Linked DNA regions of Mus musculus: region 2 is linked to region 1. A link is a loop called in an ENCODE intact Hi-C map of the cell type or tissue named here. Cell type or tissue: left cerebral cortex. All regions are shown on one strand.

The links. Hi-C counts contacts between places; a loop is a spot of excess contacts. Peaks named below come from ENCODE experiments on the same cell type or tissue, not always from the same donor. Only the 100,000 strongest peaks of a DNase experiment are listed, where the experiment ranks them.
Region 2: a loop joins it to region 1, with 4 times the contacts of the local background. A loop is called at or near these places in 21 of 42 quality-filtered maps.

What each region holds. Positions count from the first base shown.
Region 1 is chr1:57,930,440-57,938,439 of GRCm38, forward strand. It overlaps Spats2l (spermatogenesis associated, serine-rich 2-like), which reads left to right. Exons shown (of 14, transcript NM_144882.4): 11 at 7,473-7,582. Among named protein-coding and RNA genes, the nearest start is that of Kctd18, 36 kb to the right of the region's middle. In left cerebral cortex, a CTCF peak has its summit at 4,036; a DNase peak (open chromatin) is centred at 4,377.
Region 2 is chr1:57,424,400-57,432,399 of GRCm38, forward strand. No RefSeq gene overlaps it. Among named protein-coding and RNA genes, the nearest start is that of Gm22371, 6.0 kb to the left of the region's middle. In left cerebral cortex, CTCF peaks have their summits at 4,070 and 4,697 (motif pointing right); DNase peaks (open chromatin) are centred at 4,165, 4,708, 5,561 and 5,858; H3K4me3 peaks cover 920 bases; H3K27ac peaks cover 306 bases.

The DNA of each region.
Region 1 (8,000 bases):
TTAGTTTACAAAGTGTCATTAGTACATGCCTGCCAGGTAGTCTCAGGGGCCCAGTAATAATACTGTTACCCACAAGGCAGAGTCGCGGGCATCAGAATAAGGGCAATTGCCTAGGTTAAAGTTTTGGATATTGGACACGTTTTAGCCTCTTTGAATTCCACTAACCTTATAGAGCAGTTCCAAGTCACAGTGAATTTTGTCAGTCAATGGGCTGGTGATGGGCTGGTTACTTTCTATCCTTACCTAGAACAGGGGCCAGGTGTCTAAGCAGAAGCAGCAAGCCTGGCTGGTTTCTGTTTGGGAATGATTAACCTCATCCCCAGGAGCCCTTCCTGGGTCTGATTCCCCAGGTTTTCCTGTTTGACAGAAGCCAGAATCTTTCTTATAAAAATTTTCAGATTCTTTTTTCAATTTTATGGGCATTAGATTACATTTTTCCTAGTGTGCATTTCTTGGGAGAAAACTTTTTTTTTTAAATATTCATCCATATGTTTTCAGGAAGCCTCTATTTTACAGTTCCAGTTTTTGCACTGGAAACTCCCTTGTTCTACAACTAGGAATCTCAGCTGCAGGTTATACACTGAATTTTAAATTCTGTATTCCTGTCTCAAAGCATAAACTCCCATGTCTTTCCTTTTTTCAGTACAACACTTAGAGTGGGCATTCGTGAACAAAGGTCAAGATGAATATGGGTTGCTGGACTGCGGTGACTCTGGCTAATGCCTTCCTGTATCGGTCTTCTTCCATTCCCAGGCCTGAGGCCCATGGGGGTTGAACCATGACCCTGTATTCATACCTAACATAAGACTTGGGAGGAGGAAGAGGGGCAAGGAGTGGAAGGGACTAGGTCCCAATGAAACCTTAATTTCAGGGGGTCCGTAATCCAGGAAACAGTCCATTTGTTAGCAGTGTCTCTGGATTCTTTCTTGAGTTAGGTGTGGTGGATCTATGCTGTGATGCCAGCTACCTTCACCACCATAGGAGTCATGACAGTAACCATATAGGGTTCTTTCTAAGTTGGTTTCAGCCAGCCGGTTTGGCTACCTTGTTGACCCAGACAACATCATTGGATTTAAACACGTGCAAACTGGTGATGGACTCAGAGGTTGTCTGGGTCTCTCAGATAGTTTAATGACTAGCATTTTCAGAAGACTGGAGGGCCAACAGAGATTTGAGAAAGAAATGGTTAGAGAGTTCTGACAACTGCTGGTCTCTGAGCCAAGGAATCAGTTGCGGATATCTTCCAAACACAATCTCAAAGAGGGTAAATCTCCCTATATGGGTGCAGTGGGCCCAAAGCAAAGGAAGGCCCTTCCACCCTTCACTAGACTTTAGAGTTTTGTTAAATTTTTTTTTAAACATACTAATTTTTCCTTAGATGCTGAAAACTCTGTGGTCTATATGCACAATGAAATGTTTTTATGTATGTCTAAAACTTTAGCTATTAATTGAGAGGTTTGGGCTCTTAAAGCCAGGCGATTATCAGACTCATAGCTAGGGAGGGGGCAAATCAGGGTACCAATTCGTGGAGGAGCTTTTTAAGCTACTACTATTTGATCAGTTTTATTCCAGGTGGGGGACACGTCTACCCACTTGGAAAAGGTATCTATAAAAATTAGCAAGTATTAGTATCCTGCCCTGGCAGACTGATCTTGGTGAAGTAAGTTTTCTCAGAGTTCACCAGGGGGTTGGTCTCTTTTGTGAACCCTCTTCCTGGGTTCTATTTTGGATTTACCTAAGCACAAACCTGGCATCTGACTAAGACATCCCATACTAGACTGTCCAGTCTAGGTATAACATTCCTTGGTCTGAGCGATTCAAAAACCCACATGAGTAGCCTGATGAAGGCCAGTTACCTGAGTTCTGCCCCTTGTTTCTGAGAGAATAGTCTTTCCCTCTGGTGTCTTCTATCAACCTGTGGGTTTGAGCTGCCCATTTCTTCTTTACTATAGAGTCTCATGCAGCACCAGATCAGGGTATGTCATCAGAATATCATTAGTTTCCACTGGTCTCAGGGCAGCCATTTGTTGGGCAGCCAGGTCAGTGGCCCAGCAGTGGAGGACAGCAATTTGGAGGGGAAGCCAAATAGCTTCTAAGAGGGCCAAGATGTTGTTGTTGTTTTGCTTTTGTTTTTTCCCAGCAGCGAGAAGCCTTCTTTCCCTATAGATCACATCACAGACATGCGGTACTAAAAGCATAGCGACTGTCCGTGTAGATAGCGGTGGACTTTTTTTTTTCCTAAAGATTTATTTATTTATTTTATGTATATGAGTACACTGTTGCTTTCTTCAGACACACCAAAAGAGAGCATTGGGTCTCATTACGAGCAGTCAGTGCTCTTAACCACTGAGCCATCTCCCAGCCCCCAGTGGTGGACTTTCTTTTTCCCCCATCTGAAAGCCTGAATCAGACGAATCAGTTTTGCTTTCTGGGCTGAGGAACCTAGCTTGGGCCCAGATCATTTTGGTTTGAATAACTATTGCAGCTCCTATGTACCTGGTTTCATCTTTCATCTCTTGACAGTTATGGATGAGCACCTGTGGGTGGTCATCAGGAAAGAGGATAGCAGGATTGGGGGGGGGGGCAGTTCTCAAACTGTACTTGAGAGTGGTCCAGTAGTAGAGCCTGGTACTGGGTCACACAGACACTATTAGACAGACAGTCAGGATGCTCAGAAGAGGGACTCAATGGCATGGGGTACTGTAAGTATAAGAGCTACCTTAGTTAGTTAGCTTGTTTGTTTGCTTGTTTGTTTCATTACCAGTTATCACAGCTCTTAGATGGGCCATCCTGTGGGCACAGAGTCCAATCCTTTGGACAGGTATGTCACAGGGTATTTCCATGGCCCCAAAGTTTGAGTTAAAACCCCGCTTTGGCTTTTGTCTTATGGACAAAGAGATGAAAAGGTTTTGAGACATCTGGAAGGACTAGGGCTGGAGCCAAGTCAGAGCTGTTTTTAGGTGCCTTTGTTTAGTCTCAGTCCAGATTAGGGGCTCAGTGCCCCCCCCCCCCTTGAGCTGGTGTATAGAGGCCTTGCTATTTCCACAAACTCAGGCCAAGAATCCAATAGTTGTTCAATCCCCAAGGCTGAATATCTTAGCATCTTCTGTGGTTTACATTGGAGTCCTGAAGAAGTAGGTTGTAATAGCAGTGACAGAATGCTTTGGCAGCAGAATAGATGAACTTACCATCAAAGAAAGGCAAGCAGGAAAAAAAGCAAAACTTTCTTCCTCTGTGACCTGTTTTTTGTGGATTGCCATCAGAAGGTGTGGCCCAGATTTAAGATGGGCTTTTCTACTTCAAATGATCCAATCAAGGCAATTCTTCACAGGCATGCCCAACAGATTAGGTTTTTAGTTGATTCTAAATGTATTCAAGTTGACAACCCAGACTAGCTGTCACAATTACAATCAGCATAGTGTCTATCGACAGCCACATCCAGTAGTCATGAACACTGATGTAATTATTTTGAAGGTATATTCTAGATGAGTGTATCTCACCCTGTTACTAATTCAACAATGCTCTGTGTGTATAGTTTGCAAATGACGCTGCTTAGTTGCACAGGGACTGTGCAGGGGGTGCAGGATTATTATATTTTAAGAAATAAGCATGTATATCCCTAGGCATTCAGACTTTGCCTCCCCAGGGAACTCAAGGTCACACAGAAAGGTTCTCAACACGTTTACTAGAGATGTGGGAAGAAAATTTGACTTTGTATTAACACAAGCATATTATGAAGTAAAATAGCAAATTCTTAAGACCTGTTACAGAATAAGGATTTCAAAGAGTCTCTGTGCTTGAGGAAACCCTTGCACGCCAACACCTGGCCCCAAGATTCTGAACGCACTTTCTGCTAATGGGCATTATTAGAGAAGCCTTGAGATTTCCACAGGTCAAGTGATATGAACCTAACTTCCAGTGTGCTCTAAGAACCTGAAGAGATTTACAAATCCTATTGAGAAGGTGGATTTCAGCATGCCAGATACTGTTTATAAAGTTGCAAAGATAATGTTATGATTTGCATGCAGAGGGGAGCCAAGCTGCATGGAACTGTCTCCCTCTACAGATTTCTGAAAGCATGATGCTTTCAAAACATCCTATTACTCTACTTTAAATCCCAGCATCAGTGATCTTAAAAACTGATCTGTTTTTGTTGATGCTTCCCAGTTTTGCAATTGACATACTGGAGGTGAAGATGTGCACCCCTAAAGAATTTTGGCTTTAGATCTTAACTTTTAAGACGTTTTCATAATGGAAGGCTTTGAAATGTTAATGAGACTATATGTAAAAATGCACCCTCGCTTGCTGATGCAGTCTTCATTTTTGTGATTTGCATGAGTTTAAACTCAGAACTTATTGGTGAGTTTGCACCTGCATTCCCATTTTAGGGCCCGCTTAGATCTATTTTTACAAAGTCTTCTGTATCGAGTGAATGCCCAAGTTCTACATAATCAGGAAGAACAATGACCCCTAATTGTCGCCAGCTTCACAAATAGTCCAGTAGGAAGAGTTGGATCTGCTTAGCCGTGCAGTCACTGGCAGTCTGCTGACCCCTTTACCCAATGCTTTGCAAGTCTGGGGCTTTAGAATTTGTGTGTGTGTGTGTATATATGTGTATATATATATATATATATGTATATCTTTTAATCTTACTTTGCAAGAAGACAGCGTAGCATCTCCTATTTTGACTCAGTAATCATTTCCTCCTGTTGCAGACCTCAGTCCCATCCACATGTTGAATTATAATGACAAAAACATAACTAATAAAAAGCTATAGGTCCTAAAACTTTTTTGTGAGTATTGGGTAGGGTGCTGGTTTATATGTGTGGCACATGTGTGAGTACACACACACACACACACACACACACACACACAGAGTATGGAGCTCAGTATAGAATGTCCTCCTCCCCTAACATTCCCCAGCCTAGTTTTTGAGGATACTGACAAGCACAGCCTTGCCCAGCTTTTCACATGAGAGCTGGAGATCTGGATATGTTTAACATTTTACCCACAGAGCCAGCTTCCCAGCCCTAGACCTAGACAATCTTGAGTGGGACAGGAACTTCAGTTCTTATTTTGATTTCCTTTCCATTAATGGGCCCATCCAATCAATGAGCCCTTCATTCAGTTCCCTTGCCTCTGCTGTGCACTGTGTACAGGTACTACAAAGAATTCCACAGTTCAGCCTTACTCTAGCCCCTTGAGTGACTGAAGACATATATAGTTGGGTAACATGCTATCAGAGGAGCATATAGAGATGGTGGCTCACTGGGCACCATGTCATTTGGGATGCTGAGCAAATATGGCTAGCAATGCTGTTCTTACAATGGGGTTTCATGTGTCCCAGGCTGATCCCACCTCACTGTGTAGCTGGAGTGATTTTGAACTTCTGGTTCTTCTGCATCTCTCTCCCAGGCTGGGATTACAGGCACCTGCCACCATCCTCCATCACAAAGTGAGACATGAACTGGGACCGTATGCATGCTGAGAAAGGAGTCCATTAAGTGAGCCGTGTCCCTAGCGCAGATTCCAATGTTTTAAGAGCCCCCTAGAAATCTCTTTCAAATAGAATTTCTTACTTCCTAAATGTGGATGCCCAATCTGTAAAAGTAATATGCAGGTGAACCAAACATATGTTCTCTGGTCAAAAATAATAGCAGGCTGCTATTCTGTGATCTCTGGGCAACCAGCTGTCCTAAGACATCGTTTGGTATGATCCTTTCAGCATTCGGGTGAGAATTCCTCACTCACTGTATCCAGACATTTTTTTCCGGTAGATTTCCAAATTCTGAAGGACCAGTAGATATAGATCAGTCTGCCCAGCCATCTGCTAAGCAGGGGAGCCAGGTGAGTAACCAAAGGATGATTAGTGTAATTGGGCAGATGATCAGGCCTTATACTGCAGGTTATCTTATTGGCATCTCAACATTGATATTGACATAAACAGAAAACACCTGTCTGTCTGAAGAATGGTTGCCTGTGTGCATCTCTCACTGTGCAAAGAACCTTAACCCTTACCTGCCTGTGTGCATCTCTCACTGTGCAAGGACATTAACCCTTGCCTGCCTGTGTGCATCCCTCACTGTGCAAAGAACCCTAACCCTTGCCTGCCTGTGTGCATCCCTCACTGTGCAAGGACATTAATCCTTGCCTGTCTGTGTGCATCCCTCACTGTGCAAGGTTATTAACCCTTGCCTGCCTGTGTGCATCCCTCACTGTGCAAGGATATTAACCCTTGCCTGCTTGTGTTCTCTTTATTTTGTTGCTGTTGTTCCTTCACTTGCTTTAGTGTTTGAAGTGACTTGTTTGATGTTGTAGCTATTAAGACCTCTTAGAATCACAAATCACATTGCTTGGCTCTATATGGTGGCAGGGGGTTGAAGTCCCAGCACTGGGAGGCTGAGGCAGGAGGAACTTGGAAGCCAGCTGACCTATCCAGTGAAATGGTATTTCAAAAATATCTAAATTACAAAGATATATTGTTTGACTCTGTGTGCTGTGAATGTGGTCTATTAGAGCAGTTTATCCTTGTGCAACCAGGATGGAAAACAATTCAACATGTACATTATCCTACATGGGCTATTTTTCCTTAGGGCTCAACATGTTTGGCCAAGAGGAACAAAGGAAATGCATATATGATGAGTTAGAGAGCTGCTAGCCCGTGTACAGGGAGCTCCGTCTTCTCACTTGCTTTTGTGCTCTGTGCTCTTGGAAAACACACACAGGTTAACCTGGGCTTCTGTGTCTATCTGAAATTTGAGTTCTTCTGACAGAGATGAGGAAGTAACGTACCATGGAATTCCCCACTAACCTCTCTGAGATGCAGATGCTAAAGAATGCACACAATCCAGTTCAAAGTGGCCTGATTTGCCCTTGAAATTGTTATACCTGGGATACTTCAAACAAAGACACAAGATACTCTGGTCTGGAATTTCTCTCTGTTTGCAAAAACAGAAATATCTCTGCAGAGCACCAAATGCAAAAGCATTTTTCAGCTCCTCTAAAGTGGATAGAGCAAATCCTCTATGTCATATTACAATATCACAGCTAGTTACCTCAAAAGACTATGTTTTAAAATATTCCAGTCTGGGGATCAAACTCAGGGCCTTTTATGTGCTACATAAGTGCTCTACCCCTGACCTACAGCTGAGGCTGTATTTGGTGAAATCTAGAGAGTCTGATGCTGTTAGAATTTAATGGTATAGCACATACAGGAGGGTGGTTGTTGCTGCATGGACTTGGCATTGCCAAGTTAAGGAAGTGAGTTCAGATGCCAGTGTAAAGAGGAAGGAAAGCCGTGTGCTTCTACAGTGCCTCTGAGAACTGAGTTTTATTGGGGGTCATTGTTGGTAACAACATGAAGAGCCAGCCATCACCTGCCTGTTGGGAGAGAGCTGCCTCCAGAAACCCCCACAGTTTACTGTGCTTACATCTCTGCCCCTAACATGTTGTACCTTCTCCTCATTTGTCAGTGGACATCCTGACTGCCCGTCAGAAGAAAGCAGAGGAGCTGAAGAGACTGACTGACCTAGCCAGTCAGATGGCAGAGATGCAGCTGGCCGAACTCAGAGCTGAAATTAAGGTGAGTTCTCTGAACCCAGCTGAACGCTGAGGGACAGACTCCATGCATTTGTTTTGTATCAAGAGACTGCTGCTCTGACACTCTGATACATATACCCAGCTCCCTTCCACTGGGTTGAAATACAGAATGAAGAAGGGTGAAGAAACAGTCACTTCCCTTAAGTAGAGTAGGTTTGAAGGGATGTGTTATTAAAATGGAGAGGGATATGTCAGTCAAGACAAACCCATTAAAGTGTATATAAACACAGTTATCTGTGATATGATTTTTATTCTGCATAACTTACACCTGTGTTTACCAGCATACACCCATGTATATCTTAACAGAAGGTTATAAAGCATCCTTCATATTTTTCTACTTTAATTCCCTCTTTTGATAAGATTACTACCCACAAATATATGTTTATTAGATTTCTTCCACT
Region 2 (8,000 bases), 510 kb before region 1:
TGAGGATCAAAGAAGAACAATTTATCACATTCCTGGGAAGCTACTGCTGTACTGGTGGTAACAGGAGGCTCAGGAACAAAAGGAGCTATTTCCAGATCTGGGAGGTAATGCCAGCAGGTAACTTGTGGGCACTACAGGACTCTGAAGCTTTGAAGACAAGGCCAAAGACAACTTGAATCCCAGTCCTGTCTGTTGAGATCTGCTCAGGTAAATAAAACACCTTTACACCAAGGGAGTGCCAAACGATGCCAAAAGTGTTCATATAACACATTACATCATGTTAATCTGACTATAAATTATTTATTGGTCACTTAATCTCACGATATGGGCAGGATGTAGAAATAATTGTTGTGAGTTGTGACTGCATGAAACTGGAGTTTTTAAGACTGGCAAGTACATCTGGGATAGGTAGCTCGTTTCCTGGAATCGCAGCCTGTAGGAGGCTGAGGCAAGAGGATTGTTATGACCTCAAGGTCAGACTGAGTTACATAAGGAAGTGGAGGCCAGTCAGGACTACACAACAAGGCCTGATTTCAAAGCACCACTACCACCACAGGCACACACAAAATGGTGGCTTAAGTAACAGATGTCAGTCTCTGGTACGAGGGCAAGCCCAAAGTGGAGATGTGTTGGTCTGGTGTATCAAATCACAAAGTCTGCAGGGACCCTGTATCCCTCTAGTCATGGCGGCCTTTGTTAGGGTCAGAACCCTGTTCTCACTGTACAAAGTCGCAGACAGAACTCCATAGTCGGGGGAAAGAACAGAGGCAAGGAAGGAGAGGGGAAAGGGCATGTGTACAAACTGCTTTATTAGATGTTGTCTTGAGACCACCCCTCAAAACATACTTAATCTTCCTGACTAGGGATTAGCCATACATCAGACAATTCTGTTTGTTATGAGAAATGCAGGTTTTTTTTTTTTTTTAGTACTGTACATTTGGTTACCCCAAATGCACTACCACCACCCAAAAGGAAAGAAAGAAAGAAAGAAAGAAAGAAAGAAAGAAAGAAAGAAAGAAAGAGAGAGAGAGAGAGAGAGAAAGAAAAAGAAATGAGAGATAGGATATCTGACATAGGCAGTTAACACTTGGGCTATTTGAATCATGAGCCAGTGTGGATGGATCCCAACATCTGTCTGGCAGGCTTGCCTCTCGCCTCTCTGGCTTCACTAAGAGCAGCCTACAAAGATCCCCTGATTTCTTCCAGCAAGAGTCTGGAAAGAGTCCTGAATATAGCCAAGTCATTTGTAAAAGTACAACAAAGTAGAGTGCCCAAGGAGAGCCTCTTCTTTCCAGAACTGTTTAAATATTGTCCTCAGTGTCACAGGCAGATCTCTGAGGGTTCTTATTCTGCTGTTTCCACCCGGAGCACCTCCTTGCTGGAGAAGCCTGGGTGGTGTTCATTCCATCTTCAGACAAGGGAACCTCATTCTTTGGTGTATTGGACAATCTGGTATCATTTACTAGCTTAGCAAACTGGGACTCTCACTTTTTTGTGAGCCAACAAGAATGAGCAGCCGACAAGTCAGAAACCTCCATAATTATGAACCAAAGTTTTTCTTTCCTTTTATTTTAGGTATTTGTGACAGGATAGCAGGCTGTCTCTGTACTGCAGCTCAGCCACGGGCACGGCTGTGTTGGTCTCAATCACACCTGGCCTGCCCTTCACTCCAGCTCCCGTCCTGGCCTCGCTGAGTCTCCCATGTACACTGCAGTGTTGCATCCAACTGTGAGAGCTGGGAAGCTTTCACAGGGCAAGACTGCCCTGTTGTGCCTGGCCCTCTTTTGACATCCTTCTTATCCTACAACATCGGGATAGCCCCCTCCCAGACAACGGTAACACTGCGATTTCATCTCAAACCAGATGGAATCAAGTCCAATAACTGACCTTGTCAATCAGTTCATTGCCAAGGAAGAGATTTTTGATTATTGCCTTTTAAAGCAAACAACAGCCAACCAAAATGAAAACAAAAAGTTTAAGCCAGGCGTGGTGGCGCACGCCTTTAATTCCAGCACTCGGGAGGCAGAGGCAGGCGGATTTCTGAGTTCGAGGCCAGCCTGGTCTACAAAGTGAGCTCCAGGACAGCCAGGACTATACAGAGAAACCTTGTCTCGAAAATCCAAAAAAAAAAAAAAGTTTAAAATGATGTCAAGTCTAGGTATTTTAGTTCATTTGGTACTTGGAGGCAGGTTTTGTCTTTGGGACCATGTGAAGCAGAAGCACTGTCTGGTGGAGGCTGTCTCATAAGGCCTTGCTGGAATTGTCTTTGACTTCTCCTCTCCCTCTGTCTGGGCCTCAGTCATAATTAGGTCCCTATTGGGCTCATTGACTGGAACTATGCTGCCTCGTTGTGTCCTTTGTCCAAGCCAGCAAGGGCAGTCACTTTGTGAACTCCACCACTTCTGAGAAGACCTTCCTGGACACCTAAGTAAAAGCAATACCAGCCCCTCTCTCAACCCTAATATGTACAAGAATGTCCACCTGTCAGTCCTTGTTATCTCTCAATCCTTGTCTGCCCTGTACGCATTAGAGTTTCTCTCTAGCACCCCACTGTATACATTCTGCTTGACTGAGCTCCATTCAGGACAGGGTTAGCTAAATGTTAGACTACTGACATTTGAGAATACATAATTCTTTTTATTTTAAGATTTATTTATTTATTTATTTATTTATTTACTTACTTACTTATTATGTATAAAACATCTGCCTGCATGTATTCCTGCAGGCCAGAAGAGGACATTAGGTTTCATTACAGATGGCTGTGAGCCACCATGTGTTTGCTGAGAATTGAACCCAGGACCTCTGGAAAAGCAGCCATTAACCTCTGAGCCATCTCTCCAGCCCCCAATACATAATTCTTTTCTGATGGTTTCTGGAAGAGCTGTCCTGTGCAGTGTAGAATATTTAATAGTTTTCTAGCCTTTGACCATTAGACACCTCTATAGAGACAACCAAAACGTCCAGACAGTGCTAAATGTTAAGTACTCATCTGAACACTTAGCTGCTGTTGTAACTGTTAATGTGAGAAACACTTAATTTATCAAAGCTTGTCAGCCCCAACAAAAGCCCCCATTTCCTCAACCCCATCTCCTTCCTCCTTACAGCAACTGACCAATCGTTCCTGACTGTCACGTGAAAGGAAAAGTATCTGCCCAGAACATCCAAGATCAAGTTCTCAGAACAAAGGAGGGACAGAGGGCAGGGGTAAGGGACAAAGACAGGAGGTAGAGGAAGAAGAGGAAGGGGACAAGGGAGAAAGGAGAAAGGAACACGAGGGGAGGGGCATTTGTCCAAGGGGAACAAAAGTCCGCCTCTAGCTAAAGAGGGGACAAATGGCAGATTACAAAGGTAAAGAGGGAACCCCAAGTTAGGAGGATGTGGTTAATTTTAATTGGACATGTTAATTAGGTGAGCCAAAGAGGGCTCTGATTGCTGAACTATAATACTTTGATAGCTGGACCTTGGTAGTCAGCCTCAGAAGTAAGTGGCCAAAAGAACGAACCTTGATGGCTAGCTTTAGGAATGTAATTTATTTTTATTTTATTTTATTTTATTTTTTTAGCAAGGCAGAGGGAATGGGGGAGAAGGGTAAGACCTGCCAGAGCCATGCCCTACATTCTAGAGCTGGCTAGAGTCCCTTCAGTGAAGCCCAGGGCCCACCAATGTGACGAGACACAGTCACCACCTATGTCAGGGATAAAAGACAGAAGCCAGAATATTCTGGCTGAATGTGTTGGTTAGCTGTGTTGGAATTCTGGCACACCATTTAAAAGAAAGAAAGAAGAAAAAAGAAATTACTTTGCTGAATTACTCTTCGTGTGTTCCTTTGTGTGACATAGAGGTTATACTTTTCCCAACACTATGAAGCAAAATTGTCTTATACTAATAGTAGTTGTCATTTATCTATTGCCTACAGTGCCCTAGGGACTCACACTCAATATTTCCAACAAGACTTCCACCTTAAAGAGGGGTTATCATTATCTTCATTTTACAGACAGGGGAATGGGGGCATGGAATGATTTACAAACTTGTCTGGGTTTGTGCCATTGGTAAAATCTAGGCTGCAGAACACTGGGCAAACAGGAGTAGGCACTGCTGTGAGAATCTTTGCCTACCTACCCACTAGAGCAGAGACTGGGAAGCAAGCGAGCTCCCAAGCGGTGCATGCGTTCCGAGTGATGGTGCCAACTTTCCTTTCTAAGCCTTAGTGACTGTTTTCAGTCCTCATCATAACAGTAACAGGATTCTCTTAGAAATTAAATGCAGCCGCATACGTGAAAGTACTTAGCTGGTTTCTGGCACACGGGTCGCTCTGAATTCCTTTTCCTTCCTCTCCATATAGCCCCATGCCCTTAGCACTGAAAGTAGATCCTGAACACCTTGGTCAGACAAGCCCACTGGGAAATCTAACCTTTAAGCGATCTGTACTTTCACAGATCAGAATTGAGCAGAGCAATCTCCCTAGAAACAGCCTGCCATGCTGGCGTCTTGTCCCACATTGCTAATGACCAACAGTACCAGCCATCAGCACTTGCCAGCTAAGCCAAAGGGGGCTTTTAAATCTGCACTGATTGGATGCCATGGGGCTGGGTTGACAAGTAGCCTCCTGCTCCATTTCTAGATGCGAGTCAGTGAATTAATAGCTTGCCCCATTGTTTTCTAACACAGCCAATTAAGTGAACAGTCTGAATGTTTTGGCCAGCAGGCGGCAGCCTTTGCTAACATAATGGTCGGTACTCCTCTGTCTGGCAGAACCCCACCAAAAACTGGGTGCCTGTGAGGTTTACATGGTGTAGCCTTTAAATTGGGACGGGGCACAAATCTTGGCAGATAGAATTCCGAGAACTGGAATGGGGGCAAACCCCGTGTTGGTTTTTATCCATCTCCAGCTGAAATGGAGAGTTTTGATTCAATTGTGAACGCAAGTCAAAGATAATTTGCAGCTCCCACTCGGGACAGCTAGAAACACTGCTCACACTCTTCATTGCTTTAAAACTGCAGTAACTGTGGAACCTGCTGCTAGCTCTTGTTATTTAGCACATTAATATAGAAGTACACATAGAACCATATCACATATCTGTTGGTTTTGTTTTGACATTTTAATACCTACCTTTTGATACCACTGGCTTGCTTTGAGTTGTTATAGACGGTTTTATTTAGTTTTAAGTGTATTTACTTTAAAGCATTTTTTTTAATGATGAGAAATCTACAGACTTCACCACTCTGTCAATAGGTCCATAATTTAAAACCAGTACCAAGAGCATCCAGTGACAAGGCTACCAGAACAGTCTCTAGAAAAAAGAGGATCAAAAGATTTTTTTTTTCTTTTTTGTACTCAGTAGCTGTGACTTTACTCTTATCCTTCCATCTTTTCCAAAGATGTGTGCCATATCTGTATGAAACTGTTTGCAGCGACGCCTGGCAGAGTACACTTTAACCTCAGGGTGAGATTTTGGCGTATTCAGATCACATTACTAACAAAAGCTTCAGTGTCTAGGATGCCTGCCATCCCTGCCTAGGGAAGGAAGAGGCACCCGCTCTTCCAGCTGCTTTCACATCTTTGTTCCGCTTGATTTATTGCCAGGGCTCAGGGATCCCCGTCGACAATTACTTCCTTTTCGGCAAGAAGCCCTGCGTTCCCTCGAAGCGTCACTTCTAGAATCTAGTCTCCTCTTCTTCCTCCCTTAAGAAATATTCTGAAATATGTTTAATAGGAGGGGGAAAAGTGTTCTTAAACACCCCCCTCCCATCTTCTTGTTTCCTTTCTCCCAAGTAAGGGAAGCCACACTAATTGGGCAGACCCAGCCTGGGGCTAGGTACATTGTCCATTTTCCTGATACTTTATCCCTGAGTGTTGTCATGGAGACTACAGGAACCAAACAAGTCCACTGGAGGAATGTTACCTAACACTTTCTCATTCTTGGTCGCTGAACCATCTTCCCAGCTGGATCTTCCAACTGCCTCTATCCCCACTGCTCCCCAGCCTTGCTTTTTCCACCCCTAAGTAAACCTGTTTTTTTCTGCTGTGCTAAAGTACCATAGTCCAGGCAACTTAAGGGAAAGAACTTGTTTTGGCTTACAGTTCCAGAGAGATAAGAGTTCCTGTTGAGTCGGGCGTCATGACGCACACCTTTAATCCCAGCACTTGGGAGGTAGAGGCAGGCAGATTTCTGAGTTCGAGGCCAGCCTGGTCTACGTCTACAAAGTGAGTTCCAGGATAGCCAGGGCTACACAGAGAAACCCTGTCTCGAAAAAACCAAAAAAAAAGTAGAGCCATGGTAACAAGCAGCAGGCACAGCCAGAGTTTGAAGACCAAACTGCAGCCATAAGCACAAAGGGAGAGAAACCAGAAACTGCAGGAGGCTCTTACTTTCAAAGTCCACCCCCAGTGACATACTTCCTGAAGCAAAACCACACCTCTCCAAACACTTTCACCAACCGGGGACTGAGTATTCATACCTGCAATTATTACAGAGGACATTTTCATTTGAACCACTGCTACATCCCGTACTCCCTAAAAAGACACCAACAGCATCTGCAGTGGCAAAAATAACAAAAACAGGAAGATGCTCTCTTATTTCTTGAAGGCTGACGCTGTCCCCGTCATGTGTCCTTTCGACCAGCCATTGAGTATCGGTAGTGCTCACCAAATCTGTATCCATAGGGAAACTGAGACTCCGATCTTTTCCAGAACTTTACACATGTATCCAGGAGAACATTCTGGATTAGGGTGAGTCCTGATTCCATTGTCTGGTTCTTTTGAGATGAGAAGAGGACGTGGAGAGAGGATGAAAATGGGCGCAGTCAGTGGCCATCACAGTTGTGAGCTGAGGAGGTCTGGGACCATCAGAAGCTGGAAGCTGGAAGTGAAGTTTCAGGGGGAACATAGATTGATCATATATTGATTTTTGGAACCATAGATTCCGGAAAGATGAAGGAAAATGATCTAGCTGTTTTGAGACACTAATTTATAGTTCTTTGTTACAACACACTGGGGAAACTAACAGGAAAGCAAACACAAAGTGTTCATTTCACGATGAAGCCAGTGAGGTGGCTCTCACTGCTCTCGCTTGTCAAATGCAGAAACCTGAGCAGAGAGGCAGAGGACTTGCAGAGATTGGCACAGCCTGTGGAGTGTTGGCATTTGAACCTCTGATCTTAGTAACCCTAATGCTTTCCTTTCACTGCCCCTGGGTGTTGGATCTAGTTATCTGTTGACTATGCCTACTGGTTAAAATGATTTACGATCCCATGATAGCTGTGTTGCCAAGGGGAATAAGGACTTTCCAGTGGATCTTCTGTTTCCCCAATGGAGGGAAGATTGAAAGGGAGCTAGCTTCCCCAGCTCCTGGTCTCCACAGGGCTCTGTACCCCAGCGCTTTTCTGGAATGCCTTGGCTTCTTCTCCTCTCTGTCATTCCTATCCAGGCTGTGGAGAGCCTCCTCTGAGGCAAACATCTCCTCTTCAGAGCAAGCCTCCTGTTTCCTAGCAGATCATATCATGAGCATTTTCGTAAGCCAGAGTGGTTCCACAACGTGGCGATACAGTTATCTGCTTGGGAAGAGCAGCAAGTGCTGCTGTGTCCAGGTGCATAATTCTTTTTATTCATAGGGACATTTTTAATAAAATGAACCATTCTCCTGATATAAAATTATTCCATCCCCTGTGGCTCAGGTCAGTCCTTCTCATACCACATGCCCTGTCCCCTGGTGTTTGGGTTCCAGAGATGGCCCACTACAGTGAACTTCAAACCATGTCTGCAAGCTGTCCGGCTGACCTGTGTCAGGGATTCAATGATGTCAGCTCACACAACTCAAGGGCTTGAAGCCTATCAATGTCCCAAATCCCCAGCTTGTCAAAAGTCACCTGGTTTGAACTGACAGCAGGGTTTTCATTTGGGGGGAGAAAAAACACCAAAGGATTTTTACAAGATTTGCTGTAGAAGTGCCAATCCTGTCACTTTAGGTGAAGCTCATACCAGTTCAGGTGGCTGCTCTAGT